Regions from separate parts of the Homo sapiens genome. Here regions 1 and 2 are each linked to region 3. A link is an interaction called in ENCODE POLR2A ChIA-PET data of the cell type or tissue named here. Cell type or tissue: OCI-LY7. All regions are shown on one strand.

Region 1 (8,000 bases), 180 kb after region 3:
GAGCCAATCCAAGTTCCAAAACTAAAGACTGGAGTCCAACGTTTGAGGGCAGGAAGCATCCAGCATGGGAGAAAGATGTAGGCTGGGAGGCTAGGCCAGTCTCTCTTTTCACATTTTTCTGCTTGCTTATATTCTTGCTGCATTGGCAGCTGATTGGATTGTGCTCACCCAGATTAAGGGTGGGTCTGCCTTTCCCAGCCCACTGACTCAAATGTTTCTCTCCTTTGGCGACACCCTCACAGACACACCCAGGATCAATACTTTGTATCCTTCAATCCAATCAAGTTGACATGCAATATTAACCATCACAAGGACCATCAGCCAGAAGCAACTGAGAGAAGGAGCAAAGGTGACTGTATTTGACACATCAGTTACTCTTCAGGACATCATTGTATGACAACACAATATACTCACTACTCAGAGTAATCCAGAAGATATTCATTCTGGTTCCTACCATATGTTAACTAAGGCATATTAATTAGAATAGTTAAAATAAAATTTCAGAGTGGTCATCAAAAAATTAACTCATTATCTAGTTCCCTGATGGTGGCAAATGTGAATATACTATACATTTTTAACTGCCTACTATGGTGTATAAATGTTTTGCCATGTACAGAAAAAAATGGAAAGTATCATTGAGGATAAGGAATGATAAGATTATATTTTATATTTAGTGGTGTTTGATACTCATCTTTGTCCTATTTTTTTTTTTTTTTTGAGATGGAGTCTCGCTCTGTCTCACCCAGTCTGGAGTGCAGTGGCATGATCTCGGCTCACTTCAGCCTCCGCCTCCCGGGTACAAGCGATTCTTCTGTCTCAGCCCTCCGAGTAGGTGGATCTACAGGTGTGTGTCACCACTCCTGGTTAATTTTGTATTTTTAGTAGAGACAGAGTTTCACCATGTTGGCCAGGCTGGTATTGAACTCCTGACCTCAGGTGATCCGCCCACTTAGGCTTTTGAAAGTGCTGGGATTACAGGCGTGAGCCACCGTGCCCGGCCTTTGTCCTATTCTTCACCAACCCCTCGAACTTGGACAAGCAGATTCCCTTGTCGGTCCTTTCTCAGGGTGGGGCAATGTGAGAATTGCATCTGTAGGGCCCAGGCCACAGCAGCACCTGTTCAGGTTCTGCAGCACCAGTGATACAGACTTAACTAATGTTTTTTGATAATTTTAAAAATTAAAGATAACATGAAAGTAGTAATTCTACTACCTAATAATTAGCGGTTTGCTTTGTAAACTAAAGCCACTGAGTAAGTCACCATGTGGCCAACCACTTAACCATGGAGGGGGCTCAATTTCTCTACCTGTCAAAAGGGGGCGCTGAACTAGAGTCTCTGAGGTCACTTTCAATCCTTACATGTTGTGATTCCTAGTGATGTCATTATAAAGCTGAAGAGAAGAAATGATCAGGAATCATTTTATTTATTCAATTATGACTGCACATCAGAAAAAAAATATTTCAAAGCCCTAGGGTGGTTAGGCTGTGGGTAGAAGACTTTAGAAAAATGCAAATCTCCTCTTCCCAGAAATAGTCTTCTGGAATCCAATCAAGAAAGGTATCTGAATGTTGCGCTTCCGAAAAGTGCTCACTCTTTGATTAACATGTTTACTAACTCCTTTTCCTTAGGTTTCTTAGACTTACCAATCTTTGAACCCGAATTTTCTCTTCTTTCACTCTCAAATGTTTAATTAAGGGGTAGAAGGATCATTCTGAGAAGAGGAAAGTGCAGTTTGCATGAGATCAAATTATTATCCATTAAGTAGATCTAGAGTTGATTGGGTTGTGGAAGGGCTTAAAATGAATTGTGATGAAGGTGAAGTTTGGGGAGAGGCTAGACTCTGACTGCTGGTGAGTTTGTTGGTGGAGCACTCGGAACAGGGTCTGGGGGAGGCCACTGCCACTGCCGAGCTGTCCAGCATGGTGGATGGGTCCCAGTTCTTTTACCTTTTTCAGAAGGCAGATATAAGGTGTTGCTTACGCCTGTCTAGCAGACATTCAGAAAGCAATAAAAAGAACCGTTTTCATCCAGCCAGTGAGTCCTAGATAGGAGCTCCAACAGTGAGGAATTTAAAAGGCTCACCTGCACATCAGAGCTTCCAGAACCCCAGAATCAGTAAGTTGTTTTGAGAACAGATTGTGAGAATACATTCATTTCCAAGTGCCCAGGATAACAGAAAATTTTTTTTTCTTCTACCACTTTACTTCTCATCAGTAAATACCATAGATTAATGATGACTGAAGCGGCAAAGTACCTCAGCCTGTCTAGGCCACTCTATGTTGCTCTGAAGTGGGGCAAGACTCTGGAATTAGGAAAAAGTGCTTAATTGCCACTTACAAGTACCTGTAAAGTTAGAGCAGCCAGGAAAGGGATGGAAGTACTAAAAACTGCCTCATGACATTTTCCTTTTTTTCTGTAGAAATTTTTAAGTGTTCCATTTCTTGTGAACCATCACAGGATAATGACAGCTCTAGATATTAAAAATTCCATTAAAATTTCTTCCCCGAGTGAATACCCTTCCATGTCCAGGGTAACCCCTAGTGGTGTATTCTGTGACACAGACTCTGCCTCCAATGTCAGCACAAAACAGAATAAAATAAGAATTCTGGACATAGTGAAAATATGAACCTGAAGAGGTCATTTATAACAAAAAACAAAAAAATCCAAGTGTCCTTGCTAAACAGAATTTGGGATCTGGGAAGCTGTGAAAAGTTGGTTGTTGGATGTGATGTGATAAGAAAGCAGTCTTAGATCAAAGACTTCAGTCTTTAAGATTCACATTTAGAAAGGAAGAATCTTAGAGTCAAAGAAAGGTCAGGCACGAGTGTAATGAATATAGTCAGGCTGGAAGAGTGTCTGGTCCTTCGATAAGAATGCCTCACTTATCTTCCTCTTTGTATCACCCTGCATTGCACCAGGCACATGGTAAGCATCCAATATTTGGACGGAGGGATAAGTTTCTAAATGAACGCCTGTGCTCCCTTCGCTCTAGGGCCCAAACACACCTGGGCAGGCGTAGATAGAGTGCAAACAAGCAGCTAATAAGTCACAAAAACTGCACAAAGCAGTTGACAGGAGCAGCTCTGAGGATTCAAGTGACTCTCTCTTTCCCTAATAGACTCTGTTACCAACTTGCAGGCTCCCTCTTCTGTCCATTGCACTGGAAGCCTGCTCTTCCCTCCATCTATCAAAAGGGGGCAGCAGACAAGAGAAAATTCAGGTTCGTGGCCTACTGTGAGCTGAGCAACCCCACTCCCACGAAGGACTTAACGCAGATTTCCCAAACTGTGTTCGTTTAAACGTTAGCAGGTTTTTTTTGGGGGGGGGGCAGGGGGGACAGGGAAATTAAGAATCCAAAATTTAAAAGTGCGAGGAAATCTACGCTAAAACTGTTTACACATGTATACAGCAAAATTTCTTAGACATGAAACTTTTTTTATGTCCTGAGAACAGCATATAATGTGAAGAATTTCTCAAAACTTTTTGAATGATGAAACAGCCTCCTCATTTTTTAATTCCACAGAATATCTATTAACATCTCAGTGGTCATACAAGCTCTGCAGAAGATGAGTTTGGAAGCTCTGTCCTAGCAAGTCCCGTCCTATTTTCATGCTGAAGCTGATTCTCTCAGCTTTCCAGTATCGGCTCTCTTTCCCAACAGGGAGAGAAGGATCGCAACTTTGACAAATGCCATTTCATGGAGTAGCCTCTCTGAAGATGGAGCTTGAAGAATGGAAATATACCTCAATCCTTTACACTTGCACTTTCTTCTCCTGGCAGCTATCTCACCACTCCTGGGAGGTAAGGGCAGCCCCCAGATTTTCACCTGGGAGTTAAAAGATCTCACCAGGGGGCTCCAGTTGTGTATGGGCCTCTATGAAATGCTGAGTCAGGCCATGCTATTGTAACTAGAGATGCCTGGACCTTTCTGGTTTTTCACCACTGTTTCAGTTGCCAGTCTCCTGTCATATGCTGCTTCTATCCTTATTTAGAAAGGGAGAGCATGGTTTGAATGGATAAACAAATGGACTAAGCATTAACTTGATTCTCTTCTACAGTTGCTGTTGCTGTTGCCTTGGTGAACGGTTCATATTTATATAGCACCTTAATAGTTTTTAAGATGTTTTCAAATACTTCAACTGATTTTCTCTTAACTAAAATCCTTTGAGAGAGTTTATGTTAGGGAATCTTTGCACTCTGGGTAACACTAGCTAAAAATGAATTTGTTGCTTGGCCTTTGGTTCATAGAACTGAAATAAGAAGAACTGTCTCGGGGAAAAAACAGAATAGCTCAGGAGAAACATGACATAGAAACTGATAAATAGATGGTCTTTTTTGAGTTCTGCCATTGGGAATGGCTGTTCTATTCGGGTGTAGTCTAATGCTACCTCTCAAGACTAACATTTTAGGGATAGAGTATCTAATTGTCATTGCAGGTAGAGAGTGGTAAACATTAATTGACAAGTACATCAAATCCGCATGCAATATGCAATCCCCCCTGCCCTGACCCTGATAAAAAAATTACAGGAATATTGCCAAGAGGAGAAAGCTTTGCTTCTGGGCAAGCAGTTGACAGCTTTGTATGAGGCAAGTATATGTCTCCCTGTGTTAGAGATGATGAAACTGGACCTAAAGGGATTATAAGACTTGCCCAAAGTCATGGATAATAAAGTTCCAACATTAGAATTTATATTCTCTTACTCCTGAACCAATATTTTTTCTCTTTCTCTTTTTTTTTTTTTTTTTTTTGACACAGGGTCTCACTCTGTTGCCCAGGCTGGAGTGCAGTGGTGCAATCTCGGCTCACTGCAACCTCTGTCTCCCAGGCTCAAGTGATCCTCCCACCTCAGCCTCCTGAGTAGCTGGAAATACAGGCATGCACCACCACAACTGGCTAATTTTTGTATTTTTTGTAGAGATGGGGTTTCACTATGTTGTCCAGGCTGATCTTGAACTCCTGGGCTCAAGTGATCCACTTACCTCAACCTCCTAAAATGCTGGGATTACAGGTGTGAGCCACTGTGCCCTGTCCCAGCATTTTTTCTATTATTACTATATACTTCTATGGAGTCCCTTGGATGCAGCAACAGCTATCATTTATTGCAGATGACTATGGTCAGATACTGTTCTAATTACTTTCTATATATTAATTCATTTAATCATCACAAGAAGCTTATGAGATGGCTGCTATTGTTGTCCTTATCTATTAGAAAAAAGGAAACTGAGGCATTAAAGAGGTTCTAGAGCTTGTAAGTGGTACAGCCAGAATTAGAACCAAGACTAGGCCTAGAACCTACTTTCAAAAGGATGCTGCAATGAAACAACATAAGGTTGATCAGAAGTTTGATTGTGTATACCCTTTTCTTCTTCCTCCTTTTCTCCTGGATTTCTTTAAATACATATTTAGTGAGCAACTCAAGGTTTCAGACACCATGCCAAACTCTGAAGGAGTATGAACAAGGTGATCACGACCTTGTGCTCATGGTGTTGACACACTAATAGGGAAAACAGATTAGTGAATTATCACAGCACTCTCTGTTTAATGCTCCGTCTGTGAGAGCAATATGTGCCCTGGGAGCAGAGAGGAGAGCACTTGGCCCAGCCCCGGGGGAGGGAAGGTCAGAGAAGACAGAAGTGCCTTGCAAATGGGGATGGATAGGGAGTGAGCGGGGATAGAAAAGAGGATATCAGTCAGTCCCTCAGCATAGAAGGGCAAGTGTAAAACACAGCCAGGGCCGGATGTGGTGGCTTATGCCTGTAGTCTTAGCATTCTGGGAGGCCGAGATGGGTGAATCACCTGAGGTCAGGAGTTCGAGACCAGCCTGGCCAACATGGTGAAACCCCGTCTCTATTAAAAATACAAAAAATTAGCCAGGTGTGGATGCGGTGGTGGGCACCTGTAATCCCAGCTACTTGGGAGGCTGAGGCAGAAGAATTGCTTGAATCCCAGACGCAGGGGTTGCAGTGAGCTGAGATTCCGCCATTGCACTCCAGCCTGGGCAACAAGAGTGAAACTTCGTCAAAAAACAAACAAACAAAAAACACCACAGCTAGGCCTCACAGAAAACCCAAAGCCAAGACCCTTGTCGTGGGGCCATAGAGTCCTGCTTCTGCTTCATTCTGTGAGTTTCCATTGTCCAGCACTCACGCTTCTTTTATTATGCATGTCCCTTTTGCTCCTGCTATTACAACTTCAGCTTTGGCCTGCTAGGGCCCAGACCTGAAGCCCCAGCTCATATGATCTATTGACACAAACATTCACTATGATGCCGGATACAGCAGCGTGGCCCTCTCAACTTCCATCCTGCCTTCCCTCCCACTGGAGAGATTGATTAGAAAGCTACATTTCCCAGGTTTCCTTGCAGTAGGGGTGTAGATATCAGTTAGATGCACCTGCACGAAGATGAATATGAAGGGAGTGTGTTTGTTTTCTTTTTGTTTTCCTCTTTGGGGAGTTTCTGCTATCCTAGGGAATCAGGCAGATACGAGATTTTCCTGAGGTGACATTCCAGTATCTATAGCTTCCTAGAGAATGCAGGTATGGGAGCAGAAATGGTCTGCTCTCTGGGTTTAAACAATGCATTCCTGAACTCATGGCTCCATTGGGCAGCTCAGATGTAGGAGCCCAGCTGATGAGTCAGCTCTGTATTATTCTGGGAGTCATTCCTGAATGCTTGGAATCTTTCAGGCTTTCCAGTGAAAATATAAGCACCCAATTCTCTGTGCTAAATTTCTTCCTACTTGAAGTTCCTGCACTGAACTACAATTGATATAACAACCCCTAACCTAATCAGAGAGAAAAAGGATCTGAAAGAGAGGACCCTAGCCTGTCCTATCGGCTCCCTGAGCATGAGACATCTACTCCTGGTTAATTTAATTTTGCTGGAGGCTGGTGGGGGACAGGAGCGGGTGGGGAGATGGGAACCACAATAAAGTGTGAGACAAGACTGTCTAAAAGAATATCAGGTCAAGGAGGCGATGATTGGCATCTCCACCATATAGTTCATGATGGGACCAGATTGCAGAGGTCGAGTCAGGAAGTGGCAAGAGATGGACCTGGAGGGATCAGCCCATGCAAGACCCTGTGGGGCATTTTAAGCCTCATGAAGAAATTTAGATCAACCCTAAGAACAACTAGAAGTTGGAGAAAAGTTTAAAACAACTGAAAGCCATTTAAGTATTTAGATTTTAGAAAAAATCTTGGCACCACTGTGGAGAATGGGCTTAGGAAAGCAAGAATGCCCACAGGAAGACCTGTTAGAGGCTATTGCAGCTCTTCCCGTGGGAGATTATAAGGTGGCCCGGATTTAGAGGGTGGTAATGGGGATGAGGAGGACTGAATGGAGGTACAAGGTTTTTAGTAAACATGGTCATCTGGAAAGAACTATACTTCTCCAACATATTCATAGGGGCAGAACCAAGTTTTGTGGGGCCTGATGTTTATAAAATTTGGGGGCTCTGTTTTAAAAAATAAGAATACAGGCCAGGTGCAGTGGCTCACACCTGTAATCCCAGCTTTTTGGGAGGCCGAGGCGGGCGGATCACGAGGTCAGGAGATCGAGACCATCCTGGCTAACATGGTGAAACCCTGTCTCTACTAAAAATACAAAAATTTGGCCGGGCATGGTGGCGGGTGACTGCAGTCCCAGCTACTTGGGAGGCTGAGGCAGGAAAATGGCGTGAACCTGGGAGCTGGCAGTAAGCCAAGATTACACCACTGCACTCCAGCCTGGGCGACAGAGTGAGACTCTGTCTCAAAAAAAAAAAAAAAAAAAGGTGAATATTTATTTTGATAAATTACAATTTTTAAAAAATTTAGACAGGGTCTATCTAGCTCTGCCACCCAGGCTGAGGTACAGTGGTGTGATCTCAGCTCAGTGGCATGAGCTCAGCTCACTGAAAACTCTGCCTCCCAGGCTCAGGCAATCCTACCTCAGCCTCCCAAGCAGCTGGGACTACAGACATGTGCCACCATGCCTAGCTAATTTTTGTATTTTTT
Region 2 (8,000 bases), 1.1 Mb before region 3:
TTTTTGTTCATTCTATTTTCCTTCTGTTCCTCAGACTAAATCATCTCAATTTACTTATCTTCAAGTTTACTGATTCTTCTGCCAGTTTATACCTACTATTGAGTCCCTCTAGTGAATATTGTTCTTTTCAACTGCAGAATTTCACTTGTTTTTTAAAATTATATCTCTATATTGATTTTTTGTTTGTTTGTTTGGTGAGGTACATGTATACTTTCTCTTAATTCTTTAGACAAGGTTTCCTTTAGGTCTTTGAACATACTTATAATAGTATTTAAAATATTTGTCTAGTAAGTCCAACATCTGGGCTTTCTCAGAAGCAATTCTGTTAACTATTTTGCCTCCATATGGAGACATACTTTCCTCTTTCCTTGCATGTTTCGTAATTTTTTGATAAGAGGATATTTGAGATTATATAATGTGGCAAACTGGAAATTAATTTCTCTAGTCCTAACTCATATCACCACCTAAGGCAGGTGCAGTGTTAAACAGTTACCATTAATTGCTTTTGACAAATGCCCTAGGGATATAATCATTCACAGCATGCTGTGAGTCACATCTTAAAAAGATGAGCCCTGGGACATGGTGGTGGGCATCTGTAATCCCAGCTACTTGGGAGGCTGAGGCAGGAGGATCACTTGAACCCGGTAGGCAGAGGTTGCAGTGAGCCGAGATTGCACCACTGCGCTCCAGTCTGGGCAACAGAGTGAGACTCTGGGTCTCAAAAAAAAAAAAAAAAGGAAAGATGAGCTCTGGGAATGGAGCTTTTCAGGGAGCTGCTACACAGGTCATAAAGTGACATTTCTTTGCGATTGGGTTTTAGAGGTGCTCCAGACCCATTCTGCCCTGTCTAGTAACTGCTAGGCTGCTAGTTTTCACAGCAGCCATAGTTGTGAGATTGTTGACTTGTAAGGATACCACGGAGTTGGCAAGGGGATGATAAGAATAGAGAAAATTAAAATTCCACAAAGCTTGCTGTTTTTACTGTTATTTGGCTGTTATTCTTAAAATCACACTCCTGAGATTATTGCAAGCCTTTAGTTAGTTTTCAGAGTTCTGATAAAGTTGATTTTGACAGTTAATCCCAGTGTTCTTGCATTGTTGGAGGAGCCCATTTCACTGCTTCACTGTTCTGGAAGTGATTCCCCTTTACTCATTTATCCTTAAGCTCAGAGTTTTCCATTTGTTTCTGAAGATTCTATTTGCTACTTTCTATTTAGCCATTGAAAATGCTTTTTGATAAGTTTTAGAGTCCCCTAATCAACTGTCTACATTTCCTTATGTATCACAATTAGAATTATATGCTAACGTGCTAACGCAGGGATATTTCTCTTTTCTTTTTCTTTCTTTTTTTTTTTTTTTTTTTGAGATGGAGTTTCACCCTTGTCACCCAGGCTGGAGTTCAGTGGTGCGATCTCAGCTCACTGCAACCTCCGCCTCCCAGGTTCAAGTGATTCTCCTGCCTCAGCTTCCCGAGTAGCTGGGATTACAGGTGTGCGCCACCATGCCGGCTAATTTTTTTTGTATTATTAGTAGAGACAGGGCTTCACCACGTTGGCCAGGCTGGTCTCGAACTCCTGACCTCAGGTGATCCACCCACCTCGGCCTCCGAAAGTGCTGGGATTACAGGCGTGAGCCACCGCGCCCAGCCAGGGATGTTTTCTACTATGCTTCTTCATTATCCTTTCTCTTATTATATCCTTATCTTCTTCCCCATAAACCAAATGCTCATATGCATGTACGCGAACTTCTCCTAGAATATTTGGATTGACTTTGGAATTAGATAAGCCTCGGTATTTTAGTAAAATAAGCAGTTAATTACTGATATCTGGCTATCCTCTTTCTCATTTAATTTTAGTACTCAAGATTTCTTCACAGCCTTTTTTTTTTTTTTTTCTTTTTGAGACAGAATCTCACTCTGTAACCCAGGCTGGAGTGCAGTAGCAACATCATCACGGCTCACTGCAGCCTTGACCTCCTGGGTTCAAGCAGTCCTCCTACCTCAGCCTCCTGAGTAGCTGGGACTGCAGATGCACACCACCACACCTAGCTGATTTTTTTAATTTTTTTGTAGAGATAGGGGTCTCACTTTGTTGCCCAGGTTGGTCTCAAACTCCTGGGCTCAGGTGATCCTCCCTCCTTGACCTCCCAAAGTGCTGAGATTACAGGCATGAGCCACTGCACTTGGCCTCTTCACAGCCTTTCCACAGTAACTTTCTTCTATCATTTTAGTAATTTCCTGCACCCTAAATACCAACTTCAGTAACCAAATGGACAGAAATGTTAATGTGTACATATGTATGTATGTTAATATATACATATATGTGTATGTGGTACATGTATGCTGCCACCTTGGTCTAATTTCAATTTCCCATGTAGCTTGCTTGTTTGGTGGCCTCAACAAATTGTGAGTGAGAAATTAGTATGAAGAAAAGTACTTTGTTGATCTTCTTCAGGTGTCTTCATTATTAATAAAGAAATGCCAAGTCTTTAAGACCCTTTTTTTTTGGCATAATTTTAAGGAAAGTGACAAGCAGTGAACCAAGCAGGTTTGTGTTCCCATGGTTCCATGAGGGCTTATAATGTAAGTCTAGTGATTAAGAAGAGCATAGACGTGGGAGAAAAGCAGACTTGCTTACATCTCTATTCTGCTAAACTGTGTAACTTAAAAATAACAGTTATTTTAGTTTATAGTTAAGGAAACTAAGGCATGATAAATACTAAATGGGGTAGTTATGAATATATGTGTATGTGTGTGTGTATATGTGCACACACATATATGTATAGTATAAAATGGTTAACACCTTCCTGACACATAGCAAGCATTAAGTAAATGGTAGATACCTATATTCCTAAATATATCTAGACAGATACACAGGCATGTCTATAATGTATCAGATGATTAATAGTAACAGTAAATGAACATCAATGCTGAGAGAAAACCCAACTGAGGTCTGTATGATTGTTTTAGAGCTAATGAGTTCTAAAACCTTGGTTGAATAAAATTAAAGCATCTAAATGAGATGTTTAAGAAACAGAATATCTCATAAGATACAGGAGATTATTGTAAAGGCAGGGTCTCACTTTGTCATCTAGGCTGGAGTGCAGTGGCATGATCTCAGCTCACTGCAGCCTCGACTTCCAGGGCTCAAGCTATCCTCCTGCCTCAGCCTCCCAAGTAGCTGGGACTACAGGCATGCATCACCATGCCTGGTTAATTTTTGTATTTTTAGTAGAGACAGGGTTTCACCATGTTGTCTAGGCTTGTCTCGAACTCCTGGACTCAAGCGATCCGCCCACCTCAGCCTCCCAGAGTGCTGGGATTTACAAGTGTGAGCCACCACCCCCAGCCCAGGCTACACTAAATTTATTTAAAAATTAATTGTGCTGTGACATTATGACAGCTATAATGTAAGAAGGCAATAGGAATTTTTCAGCTCCATTATCATATGGGACCACTGTCATATATGCAGTACGTCATTGACTGAAATGTTATTATGTAGTGTATGTCTGTATTTATAAATATGGAATTTTTTTTTTTTTTTTTTTTTTTTAGACGGAGTTTCGCTCTAGTCATCCAGGGTGCAGTGCAGTGGTGCGATCTTGGCTCACTACAACCTCTGCCTCCTGGGTTCAAGTGATTCTCCTGCCTCAGCCTCCTGAGTAGCTGGGACTACAGGCGTGCTCCACCACGCCCAGCTAATTTTTCTATTTTTAGTAGAGATGGGGTTTCACCATGTTGGCCAGGCTGGTCTCAAACTCCTGACCTCAGGTGATCCACCCACCTAGGTTGGGATTACAGGCGTGAGCCACCACGCCGGTCCTGTTTATATATTTCTAAAATGTTTTATAACTAATGAAACTGTATCTGTAAATCATGAGTAGGATGTTATTTACAAATACTTGGATTTATTCTCATTTAAAAATATTGTCTGTGTCTATTACTAGTAATTTTACATTTGCTTACAGCTTACAGTTCATTAAGAGAATTTAAAATAATTCATTATACTTTTCTGAAATAATTCATGCACAAATTATTATTTTAATATTATATATCTGCATGCACCTTGGTACTATTTATTAGCAACATAAAAGTAGAAAAACAGAAGAGTAACTTGTACAAATGTTAGAGGTACCCTTTTTTTTGAAAAGGAATACCAAACCAAATACAATGTAACATCCCAAAAAATGGAAGCTCTCTGAGAGTGGTTTTTTTTTTTAAATTTCTTTTATTCATTATTCTCTCCTTAGCCTGTAAGAGATTTGATAATAGGTAACTGATGATTGTTGTTGGATGAACAGATTCAATTTTTAAAGTTTGCATATTTTTCTATTTTAAAATTTGGCTAATCTTTAAGAGATTGTAAGGAAACCTAAAAATTATATACTATACTCCTAGTTGCAGTTTGAGCATAAGATTGTTGAAAAAAAATGACAAAGTAGATGTTAAATTGACCAAATCTGGAGCTAGTGAGCATTTCAGTGTGACATGTGGGAAACTAAGCAAGATAAGTAAAGCTAATAACTCAGAAAGCAAGAGTAGGTTAATTTCGTAAGTTTGGCCAGTAACATTCTAAGATTCGACTTTATATTTTAAATTATCTTTCTTACCCATTCAGTTACTACTTGATATGTGCAGAAATAAGTATATATGTCTTATAAAGTAGACCAGTAAAATAAAGTATTAACTAAACGTTAGGTACATCAGAATTGCTGAAAGACTTGCTAAAACACAGATTACTGGGCCATCCCCAGAATTTATGATGCACTTGATTTGGAATAGGGCCCAAGAATTTACATTTCTAACAAGTTTCCAGGTGATGTTGCTGCTGCAGGTCTGGGGAATACGTTTTGAGAACCCTAATCTAAATCAGTGATTCATAATTTTCTTTTTATAGTGAGCAGATTATCCCTCCCAAGAAAGAAAATGAAAATACACTATGATTTTTTCTTCTCTTAACAAATCTGTAGTCCAATGTATAAAGGTCTGCAGAATTCTCTTGATTTATTTTTAGGGAATAGCCAATAAAAAGATGTTATTTTAGAAACTTTTTCAATGTAATACCGATTATTTCTTATAATAAAGTATGTGAATTGTGATTCGCAGTAAGAAAAGGTTTAATTCATACCAATTGTCTTAGTCTGTTTGGGCTGCTGTAACAAAATACCATAGACCGAGTGACTTATAAATGACTGAAGTTTATTTCTCACATTTCTGGAGACTGGGAAGTCCAAGCTCAAGGGACTGGCAGATTTGATGTCTGATGAGGGCTCATTTCCTGGTTCATAGATGACATCATCATGCTGTGTCTTCACAAGTGGAAAGGGCAGGGAAGCTCTCTGGGGTTTCTTTTGTAAGGGCTTTAATTCCATTCCTGCCTTCATGACCTAATCACCTCCCAAAGGCCCCATCATCACATCGATGATTAAGTTTCAACATATGAATTTGAGGGGCACAAACATTCAGATGATATCACCATCATATAAAAATGAGCTTTCACATGTAAAGTAGCTTTATTTTTGAAGCCCAAAGGTCAAGTTCAGTCTAACTTGGAAAGTCATCCCTATTTGTCAAAGAATAAGAAAAGTATTTCCAAATGGTGAATTCAGAGGAAATGCTTTATCGTTATTGTTGTCTAATATTACTAAGAGGCTTTTCCTATATATTATTGCAGCAATCAGACAAAAGCTTTTTCAGTTAATGTGTGATCACAAACAATAAAGCTATGATGTTATCCAATAAATTAATATTTTCAATTTACCTTAAAATCTATGAATGCTGTTCTTTTGATATAATTGAGTACTTAGTTTGGTAAAATTTTAAAGCTGGAAGGTATACCATATATCATCTTGTCTAGACCTCTTATTTTACAGATATATAATCTGAGTACTTAAACCTTGGAGGCCTACACAGGACTGGAAACTCATTCTCTTGATTTCTAGTTTGGTATTCTTTCCAACACCTTTAGTCATTATTTTATCAGAAGATATCTGGAATTAAATGCTTTCAAATGCTTGTTTGAAGTTTTTAAGTTTCACTTATCGTTGCATTATACAGCAAGATAGGAACAGATCATTTATCTGATACAGAGGCAATAAACTGTGTGCAATTATTTACTTTCTTTATCTTTGTTTTCTTAATCTATTATTATCCAGATAAGATCAGTTAAAAATAATAGGACCTTGATTTCTTTTTTATAAATATCTTTAGGGTTGTCCCTGGATATAATGGTAAGGGACTGTATGTTTCTACCACATGATGCTAGAAATAGGGCTATATGTTTCTTTATTCCTCTTATGAAATAAAATATAGTCCTAGTGTCACTATTAGTAAAGGAAGCATTTTAATATTTAATAATGTGCTTCTGTACAATTCAGGATTTATTGTTAAATTTGGTTTTCTACAAATATTTTTTATCTTTGACATTATTGAGAAATGAGACTTTCTTAAAGCGTATTTTATTTCACTTTTTAAATAATTACTAAAATATTACTTTATATTTGGCTCTATATTAAATGGTAATAATTGTACCAGTAATCCTAAGGAGTACCCTGAAGTCTTTGGCTGAGTGCTGATCTGCACATGTGTGGAGCAAAACTTCGTAAGAAAAGGACCATCAGAGAGTAGAAGACACAACAACAGGATGGCAAAAATTCGCATTTCTGATAGCCAGAATGATAAACCTTCTGTCAGAAGACAAAATTATAATACATTTAAAGATCTTAATTGGCTTATTTGCCAGAATGGGGCAGCATTTCATTCCATAAAATAGAATATATGTTCCAGTGAGCTGAGCAAAAGAAGTTGGTTTTATAGACAGAGAAGGAACGGGGGGAGAAACAAAGAATAAAGAGCAGATTGGTTTTTTAAAGTTCCTTTCCTTGTATATCAGGAAAAGGAAAACAGAATAACAGAAGAATAACTGGTTAACTTCAGGTTACTTTTTGTTGTCAAGATTAAAACAGAGGGAGCTTCATTACCATACTGGTTGGAAATTTAAACTGGCCTGTTTGGGAAGTTGGCTCTCTTTCTCTCCCAATTTCTTGGAAGGTGAATTAACAAGTTAGTTTTGGTTTGATGACATAGAACTTCAGCACGAGTGACTTCATTTTGATTGTTAGTCTGGTCTGTTGGGGCCTAGTTCAGGAGCTTAGTCCAATGGCTTGTAATTTTTATTCAATATTCAATATACCTGGGGCATCAGGTAGAATCATCAGGAAGGTCACACCTTGATAGTGGGGTTAATTTATCCCTAGAGTAAAGTCTTCTCTGAATATGCTCTATCAAAACCTAAACCTGGGCCAGGAGCGGTGGCTTACGCCTGTAATCCCAACACTTTGGAAGCCGAGGCAGGCAGATCACGAGGTCAGGAGATCGAGACCAGCCTGACCAACGTGGTGAAACCCCATCTCTACTAAAAATACAAAAATTAGCTGGGCATAGTGGTGCACGCCTGTAATCCCAGCTACTCAGGAGGCTGAGGCAGGAAAATCGCTTGAACCCGGGAGACGGAGGTTGCAGTGAGCCAAGACTGCACCACTGCACTCCAGCCTGGGTGACAGAGTGAGACTCCGTCTGAAAAAAAAAAAAAAAAACCTAAACCTGAAAACGGATATCAAGTAATGGCATGCCAGACCAAGGTCCAACACTCTTTAAAGAAATAGAAGAAAATCCAGCACTCACCAAAGTAAAAATCGTGTCTATTAGTTTCCTAGGGCTGTTGTAGCAAACTACCACAAACTTGGTGGCTTAAAACCTAAGACATTTATTCATTCACAGTTCTGGAAGCCCGGAGTCTGAAATCAGGTTAGTCAAGGAGAAAGCATAAAGAAGGTGGTGGGATCCAGATGCCATATTGCCTTATTAGACTGGCACAGAGAAGTTCCCAAATGATTATGGGCCCAATTGAAGTAGGGCTGAAGGAAAAAGTGCTCAAGCGTGTGAATTTATTCAGTGCTTAGCTTGTCGAATGACTTGGAGGTATTACGAACATCAATTATTG
Region 3 (8,000 bases):
TTGAGACTTTTAAAATTTTAAAAGAAGACTTTGTATGAACTACTAAAAATCTATAAGCAGGAACAAAATTTAAGGGATAAGCAAAGTTTAACTGCATGCCAATTCATTTTTTTTGCAGTTATTTCTCTTTTTCCTCAAAGTTTATCATTATACATATATTTTTCTTGGGTTGTTAATTGAAATGATAGAATTTAATTTACCAAGTAACATCCCTGTAGTGAAAACTACTCTACAAAGAACAAATTAAACAAAAATATGAAGATTCTAAGGGCTGGGTGCAATGGCTCACACCTGTAATCCCAGAACTTTGGGAGCCCAAGGCAGGATGATTGCTTGAGCCCAGGAACCCAAAACTAGCCTGGGCAACATAGTGAGACCCTGTCTCTACAAAAAATACGATGAAATAAATTAGCCGTGTATAGTAGTGCACACCTATAGTCCCAGCTACCTGAGAGGCTGAGGCAGGACAGCTTGAGCCCAGGAGGTCAAGTCTGCAGTGAGCCATGATCTTGCCACTGCACTGCAGCCTGAACAACAGAGTGAGACCCTGTTTCAAACAAAAATGTTTAAGGGTTAAAAAAAATGGGGGAAAGATTTAGTGATAATTTCTTAAAACCATATAATTTAATCCTAAAGTTTACCTTTGGGGACCTGAAAAGACTCTTCTTACAAATCTTCTACAGAAAAGGGAAATACAAACCATTAATATCACCTTGATATTTCTTATTCACATATAGTAAATTGCTTCTGGTTCATTCTACTTACACAAAGAGCCTTGGATAAACACCTAAATGTGCTGAGACACACATTTGTCCATAGTGTTCAGGATAAATAAATCTTTCTATTTTTACTTGTCATTGATGTTAGATCCCCTTGTCTTTTTGACCTAGTAAATAAATCAAACTATTTTTAGGCAAGATTCAAGCAAAACTCAATTTGTGTGACATCATCTCTTGAAAAAATCATCACAATCAACTGAAATGCACTGGTATTATATAAGTGACTCAGCTCTGTTCCGTAAGAAAACCACGCTTTTCTTATCGACCTTGAGTAGCAGACAGTGATATAAGAGCATATTAAAATCCTCTTTAAGGTCAAGCCAAATTCCACAGCTTGCTATCTATCATTTTAGTTTGCTTTTCCAATGTTCATTGGCCTTGAGAGTTGTAAATACACAAGTCTGTCCTCGATTCACTTTTCTCTTTTACTCTAGTGAGTATTTCCTGTTGTTTTCCTTTTGACTTGATTTTAAAATGACCATTTCAGGGGATTCATCTAGATTTCTATGTGAGAAAAAAAATTCAGGAACTTGGCATCTCTGGCTGGGTTTGATGAGTAGCAGATAGGTAGCTCTCTAGTTAAGTAACGTGGGGAGCAGAGGTTATAGGTCTTTGTAGATTAGAAAACGTTAAATGCATTAACTTGGTGGTAACAAAAAAGAAAGAAAGAAATTGATGACCATTACGGTTCTCTTCTTGGCTTAGAATTGCATGTATCAGCAGCCCTGAGTTATTTTTAAAACAAGCAAATCTGACACCAGCATGAAAGCAGACCTTTCAGGTAGTGACCACCTATGTAACAGGGTTACGGATACCAGAATGCTGAATCCTCTCCCAGCACACAGCAAAGCCTTGGTTTATTCTCTCAGCTGGTGTTTATTGAGAGTTTCTATCATAAGCTTGGCAGTAAGCACCCTAGGCTGTGTTTCCAGGACAGGGGGAAAATCCAAGCAACCACGCAGTTACAACACACTGTGACAAGTGCTAGAAGAGGGGGAGATAGAGACTACACATAAGAGGGTTCCCATAGCTGACGATGTAGGGGCCAGTGAAGGCTTCTCAGCAGAAGAGAAATCTAAGCTAAGAAGTGAAGGATGAGTAAGTTAGTAAGGTAAGGAAGGGCGGGGAAGAGAAGCCCAGACAGATGGGACAAATAACCAAAGGCCTGGAGGCCTGGAATGACATGGTAAATTTGGAGCAAGGAAAATATAGCTCAACTGGGGAACAGAATTCGGGTTATTAAGGGTTTTCACAAGGCATTTAAAACAATTTCTATATATCATCTTCAGGAGATGAGGATCTGTTTCATGTTTCAATCACAAAAGTGGTATCAGTAGGAATAAAGAATAGACGAGAGAGAGTTGAATTCCAGAGATTTTTTCTGCAGGAGGTTTATGGTTTTGGATTAAGGTTTCTGACTTTGACCTTGTTAAGGATAAATATGCTTGAGATTTCGTACAATACGCTTGATTCTTCTTCTGCAAAAAAGACGAGGATTCCAGGTTTGGGAAAGCATAATATTAACTCAGGAGCTCTCATTACTGACATGAGAAAAATGATTAAAAAGAGGAGCCTGAAACCACGAACAATCTTGGTTATTTACCAAGTTTGTTCTTGTGGAGGAAAAAAATAAAATTAAGATTTGAGAGAACTGAAAAGCTTCAGAGAATAGTAGTTGAAGGGAGAGGGGGATAAAAAGAAAGGGAGAGGAAGCACTTTGGATGTGAGGCAATGGATTATAAACTGTAGTTCATTTTGTAGTTCATTTAACTTCAGAACTCTTAATCTCTTGATGAGGGAGAGCCTACCTGGATCAGAGTTAGGGAGTTCTCTATGTTGAGATTGGTTGTATATGAGGAGACAAAACCTGTAAATAAGGCCGAGGCAGGTAGTTTGAGACCAGCCTGGCCAACATGGTGAAACCCTGTCTCTACTAAAAATATAAAAACTATCTGGGCGTCGTGGCACATGACTGTAATCCCAGCTACTGGGGAGGCTGAGGCAGGAGAACCACTTGAACCCAGGAGGCCCAGGTTGCAGTGAGCTGGGATTTCACTACTGTACTCCAGCCTGGGCGACAGAGGGACTCTCCATCTAAAAAAAAAAAAAAAAAAAAAAAAAGGCGGAGGAGAGCAGGTGTTTCTAAGATGCTTCTGCATGTGTGTCATCTGTCTCTGTATGGGAAGATGACATTATTGACCTTGTATCAATGTTAACTGTGGTTTGAGCTACATTTTGCTAGCATTAAAGACTGGATTTGTACTGATCTGTTTGTACTCCCTTGCCTAATTTGGCTGAAGACTACTAATAGAACAGATTTTCAGTAAACTTGGGAAGTTAATCTAGCTGACCTTCCTTGGGCTTTAACAAGGGCCCTTTGCCTTTTGGCACATTGCTTTAATCAACTACACTAATCAGACCCAAGGCTCATGATACACACGAGGGAAAAAAATAGCTTATGTGAACAAGTGTTTTTTTCTGAGTGATTTTTAGCCACTGAAGAATGCAAAAGTTCCAATTTTCTTCATAATTGAAATCATAACAGCTGTGAGAACTTGGCCGTTTATCAAAGATGCAAGCAGAAGTCATAGGCTTTATTTCATGGATTAAATCTAAAAGCTGTATATATTTTCATGATGTTGCATAATGGATTGGTAATGGTTATTATGAATGATAATACTTATTTAGACAAGTCAGAGAGACCAAGTACAAAAGATGTTTAAAGCAAAAATGGCATAGACTGTTTTGCAAATGCACAGGCTGAAATTATCTATAATTTTAGTGAATGGCATAAATTGTATGACATAGAGTTGGCTCTGGCTTCCATTTTCATGGCAAGGCCAGCTTGTAAATCAGTGACAATGACTCATGGGTCTCAGGCATGGTACATCAATCTAGCACCTGCTTTCCCAATCGGTCGAGTTACATTCATATCCAAACACGAATAACCGTATTATTAACCTCAGCCACCAAAATTAATCTTTCAGTATTGAGAGGATGTGCAAGTTCAAACTCATAGGGTTTATTTCCTCCTTGTGACATATACTGTGCACTTAATTTGTAAAAACAGTGCTATTCCTTCCTGTTCAGCATCTCAGAAGTGGTGAATGCCATTTTGAGTTCTGTGTTTGTGGCTTTGTGGAGGGCCATATATAGGTAAATTTTACGGGAGGCCCCCACAGGTGTGACTTTGAACTGAGGCCATGTGACAAGCAGCAGCCTGCTACTCTAACCTCATCCTGGGGAAATCCAGGCTTCACAGTTGCTACACAGGATGTTTCATCAAAAGAGGGATTTTCCCCCTCTGCTCTGGAAGACTTTGTTTCCTTCCCCTTCCTCAACTTTACCAAAGTATTCTGAAAATAGTTAACAATTTTTCCTGTCTTGGGTGACTTTATTGGGGGTGGAATGGTGGTGGGGAAGGATAAGGAATGGGTTAAGGGGAAGTTGAGCACTGGGGCATAGAAGGGACAGTAAGAACAAGACCCGTCAATACTTTGTCAGCCCATCATGTCTCTGGGCATATTACTTGCTATTACCTAATATTAAAAAAAAAAATAAATCACTGGCCCTACTATGCATCAAGCATGGTTTTGGTGTTAGATCTTAGTTCAAAGTCCAGCTTTGACATTTGCCAGCTGTGTCTTTAAGTTTCCCATTTATAAAATGAATCATAATACGAACTTGGCCAGGCACAGTGGCTCCCAGCACTTAGGGAGTTGGAGGCGAGTGGGTCACCTGAGGTCAGGAGTTTGAGACCAGCCTAGCCAACATGGCGAAACCCTGTCTCTACTAAAAATACAAAAATTAGCTGGGTGTGGTGGCAGGCACCTGTAATCCCAGCTACTCAGGAGGCTGAGGCAGGAGAATTGCTTGAACCCGGTAGGTGGAGTTTGCAGTGAGCCGAGATCACACCACTGCACTCCAGCCTGGGGTATAGAGCAAGACTCTGTGTCAAATAAATAAATAAATACAAATACAAATACAAACTTAACAGGGTTGCTGAGAGGTTCAAGTGAGAGAATGTATGAACATTTACTTCGTTTATCTCTGCTTCTGTCCTCCCCCATCTTCACCCTTTTTTCCCAAGCCTAAAAGGAATCAAACAAGGGCCAGGTGTGGTGGTTCACACCTGTAATCCCAGCACTTTGGGAGGTTGAGGTGGGCAGATCACCTGAGGTCAGGAGTTCGAGACCAGCCCTAACAACATGGTGAAACCCCTTCTCTACTAAAAAAAAAAAAATACAAAAATTAGCCAGGCGGGGTGGCACATGCCTGTAATCCCAGCTACTTGGGAGGCTGCGGCAGGAGAATCACTTGAACCTGGGAGGCAGAGGTTGCAGTGAGCCGAGATAGTGCTATTGTACTCCAGCCTGGGCAACAAGAGTGAAACTCCATCTCAAAAAAAAAAGAAAAAAAAGAAAAGAAACAAGCCTCAACCATGAAGATCATATGATGATTCTGAACTATGTATAAGGTGTCCAATCTACTACTACCCTTTACGTGGTCATTTGTGTTCATTGGACACCATCACCAAACTTATTAATCCAAGCCTGTTCATTAAATATTTTTGTTCAGCAAAAAGAAGTAAAAAAGGAAGTAGAGATTTCAAAGCAACTACATCATTAGATGAGCTTGTGCCAGTGTAACTCTTATAGAACAAGTGAGAACAAGTCAAGGTACTTATTTCTTTGCTTAGTTGTTAAGACTTGTTTTTGTATTTCTTTTACCTTCTTTTGATACAGATGAGGTCTCACTATGTTGCCTGGGCTGGTCTGGAACTCCTGGGCTCAAGCTATCCACTTGCCTCAACCTCCCAAAGTTCTGGGATTATAGGCATGAGCCACTAGTCCTGGCCATTTTTAAATATTTTTTGTAGAGACAAGGTCTACGCTATGTTGCCCAGGCTGGTCCCAAAATCCTGGGCTCAATAATCCACCCACTTTGGCCTCCCAAAGCACTGGGATAACAGGCATTAGCCACCATGCCCAGCCCATTTTCATATTTCTTTAGCTAAACTAGCAGGAAAAGTGAAGTAAAAATCTTCAAGTTTGCCCTTCTCTAGGACAGAATTTTTAGATTTTTAGCCCTGATTCTGAAGGTTTTATTTCCCCTGAATATCTATTGTTGACAAAACCTTAAAGATGCTATTTGTCTAATCTAGACTGTAACCTGAAATATTCTCACAGAAAAATAATTCTGGCATTTTCTCCCATTGAACTGCAGCCCTCTCTAAGGCATCTCAAGCAACTGTCTTTATCTTTAATTCTAAGACATAGTCACTGCCTGGAAAGCTAAACTATTACAGCCTACAGTGTAAATAAACCACAGGGCTTGGCATGGTGCCTCACACCTTTAGTCCACGATATTCTGAGGCAAGAGGATCCCTTGAGTACAGGAGTTCCAGACCAGCATGGGCAACATAGCAAGACCTCATCTCTAAACAAAAAACAAACTACAGGTCCTAGAGGTTTTTAAAACTATTGTTTAAGGCAGGGCATGGTGGCTCACGCCTGTAATCCCAGCACTTTGGGAGGCCAAGGCGGGTGGATCACCTGAGGTCAGGAGTTCAAGACCAGCCTGGCCAACATGGCGAAACCCCGTCTCTACTAAAAATACAAAAATTAGCTGGGCATGGTGGTGGGTGCCTGTAATCCTAGCCACTCAGGGGGCTGAGGCAGGAGAATCACTTGAACCTGGGAGGCAGAGGTTGCAGTGAGCCAAGATTGCGCCATTGCACTCCAGCCTGGGCAACAAGAGTGAAACTCCATCTCAAAAAATAAATAAGATTCCCGGGCAAGATGGCCGAATAGGAACAGCTCTGGTCTGCAGCTCCCAGCAAGACCAATGCAGAAGGCGAGTGATTTCTGCATTTCCAACTGAGGTACCTGGTTCATCTCACTGGTACTGGTTAGACAGTGGATGCAGCCCATGGAGGGCGAGCAGAAGCAGGTGGGGGGCGTTGCCTTACCCGGGAAGTGCAAGGGGGTCGGGGAACTCTCTCCCGTAGCCAAGGGAAGCCATGAGGGACTATGCCGTGAGGGACGGTGCTATCCAGCCCAGATACTATGCTTTTCCCAATCCTTTATACCCAAAGGATTATAAATCATTCTACTATAAAGACACGTGCACACATAGGTTTATTGCAGCACTATTCACAATAGCAAAGACTTGGAACCAACCCAAATGCCCATCAATGTTAGACTGGATAAAGAAAATGTGGCACATATACATCATGGAATACTATGCAGCCATAAAAAAAGGAGTTCTTATCCTTTGCAGGGACATGGATGAAGCTAGAAATGATCATTCTCAGCAAACTAACACAGGAACAGAAAACCAAACACTGCATGTTCTCACTCATAAATGGTAGTTGAACAATGAGAACATATGGGTACAGGGAGAGGAACATCACACACCAGGGCCTGTCAGGGGGTGGGGTGGGAGGGATGGCATTAGGAGAAATACCTAATGTAGATGATGGGTTGATGGGTGCAGCAAATCACCATGGCATGTGTATGCCTGTGTAACAAACCTGCATGTTCTGCACATGTATCCCAGGACTTGAAGTATAATTTTAAAAATAAATAAAATAAATAAATGAATATTATTAAAATAAATAAATAAAACTATTGTTTAGAGTTTTCTGAACTTTGGTTTTATTATTTTTCAACTTTGTCACATCAAGACTTAATTCTCCATCTATATAGATAAAAATGCAATGGAGCTTAAAAACCACAAACAACAATTATCCATAGATTGATGAGCAACATCTAGAGCTTCCTGGGAATAAGTCAGGCAGTATAATTCATTAGTGCAGAGTTAATGAATCATGCAGGTTGGAAAATTGGTAACAATTTAATTTCATCAAGGATAATACTTTAAAACTGCACGTTATGGCCGGGCGCGGTGGCTCGTGCCTGTAATCCCAGCACTTTCGGAGGCCAAGGCAAGCAGATCACCTGAGGCCAGGAGTTCGAGACCAGCCTGACCAACATGGAGAAACCCCGTCTCTACTGAAAATACAAACTTAGCCGAGCATGTTGCCACATGCCTGTAATCCCAGCTACTTAGGAGGCTGAGGCAGGGGAATCGCTTGAACCCAGGAGGCGGAGGTTGCAGTGAACCGAGATCGTGCCATTGCACTCCAGCCTGGGCAACAAGAGGGAAACTCCATCTAAAACAAATAATAATAAATAAATAGATAAATAAATAAAAAAT

Evidence for each region. ChIA-PET counts read pairs that join two places held together with the same protein. Peaks named below come from ENCODE experiments on the same cell type or tissue, not always from the same donor. Only the 100,000 strongest peaks of a DNase experiment are listed, where the experiment ranks them.
Region 1: POLR2A ChIA-PET joins it to region 3 with 19 read pairs; 2 of 35 experiments call an interaction of 5 or more read pairs at or near these places.
Region 2: POLR2A ChIA-PET joins it to region 3 with 14 read pairs; 2 of 35 experiments call an interaction of 5 or more read pairs at or near these places.

Annotation. Positions count from the first base shown.
Region 1 is chr6:134,059,213-134,067,212 of GRCh38, reverse strand. No RefSeq gene overlaps it. Among named protein-coding and RNA genes, the nearest start is that of SLC2A12, 11 kb to the right of the region's middle. RefSeq lists enhancers at 5,524-6,188, 6,189-6,853. In OCI-LY7, CTCF peaks have their summits at 1,311 (motif pointing right), 3,000 and 3,199 (motif pointing right); DNase peaks (open chromatin) are centred at 1,302 and 3,202.
Region 2 is chr6:135,331,664-135,339,663 of GRCh38, reverse strand. The region is part of intron 24 of AHI1 (Abelson helper integration site 1); the gene reads left to right. Among named protein-coding and RNA genes, the nearest start is that of MIR548A2, 97 kb to the right of the region's middle. In OCI-LY7, no CTCF peak of the experiment used is centred here; no DNase peak of the experiment used is centred here.
Region 3 is chr6:134,243,346-134,251,345 of GRCh38, reverse strand. The region is part of intron 2 of SGK1 (serum/glucocorticoid regulated kinase 1); the gene reads left to right. Among named protein-coding and RNA genes, the nearest start is that of SGK1, 71 kb to the left of the region's middle. In OCI-LY7, no CTCF peak of the experiment used is centred here; a DNase peak (open chromatin) is centred at 3,925; H3K4me3 peaks cover 1,487 bases; H3K27ac peaks cover 3,698 bases.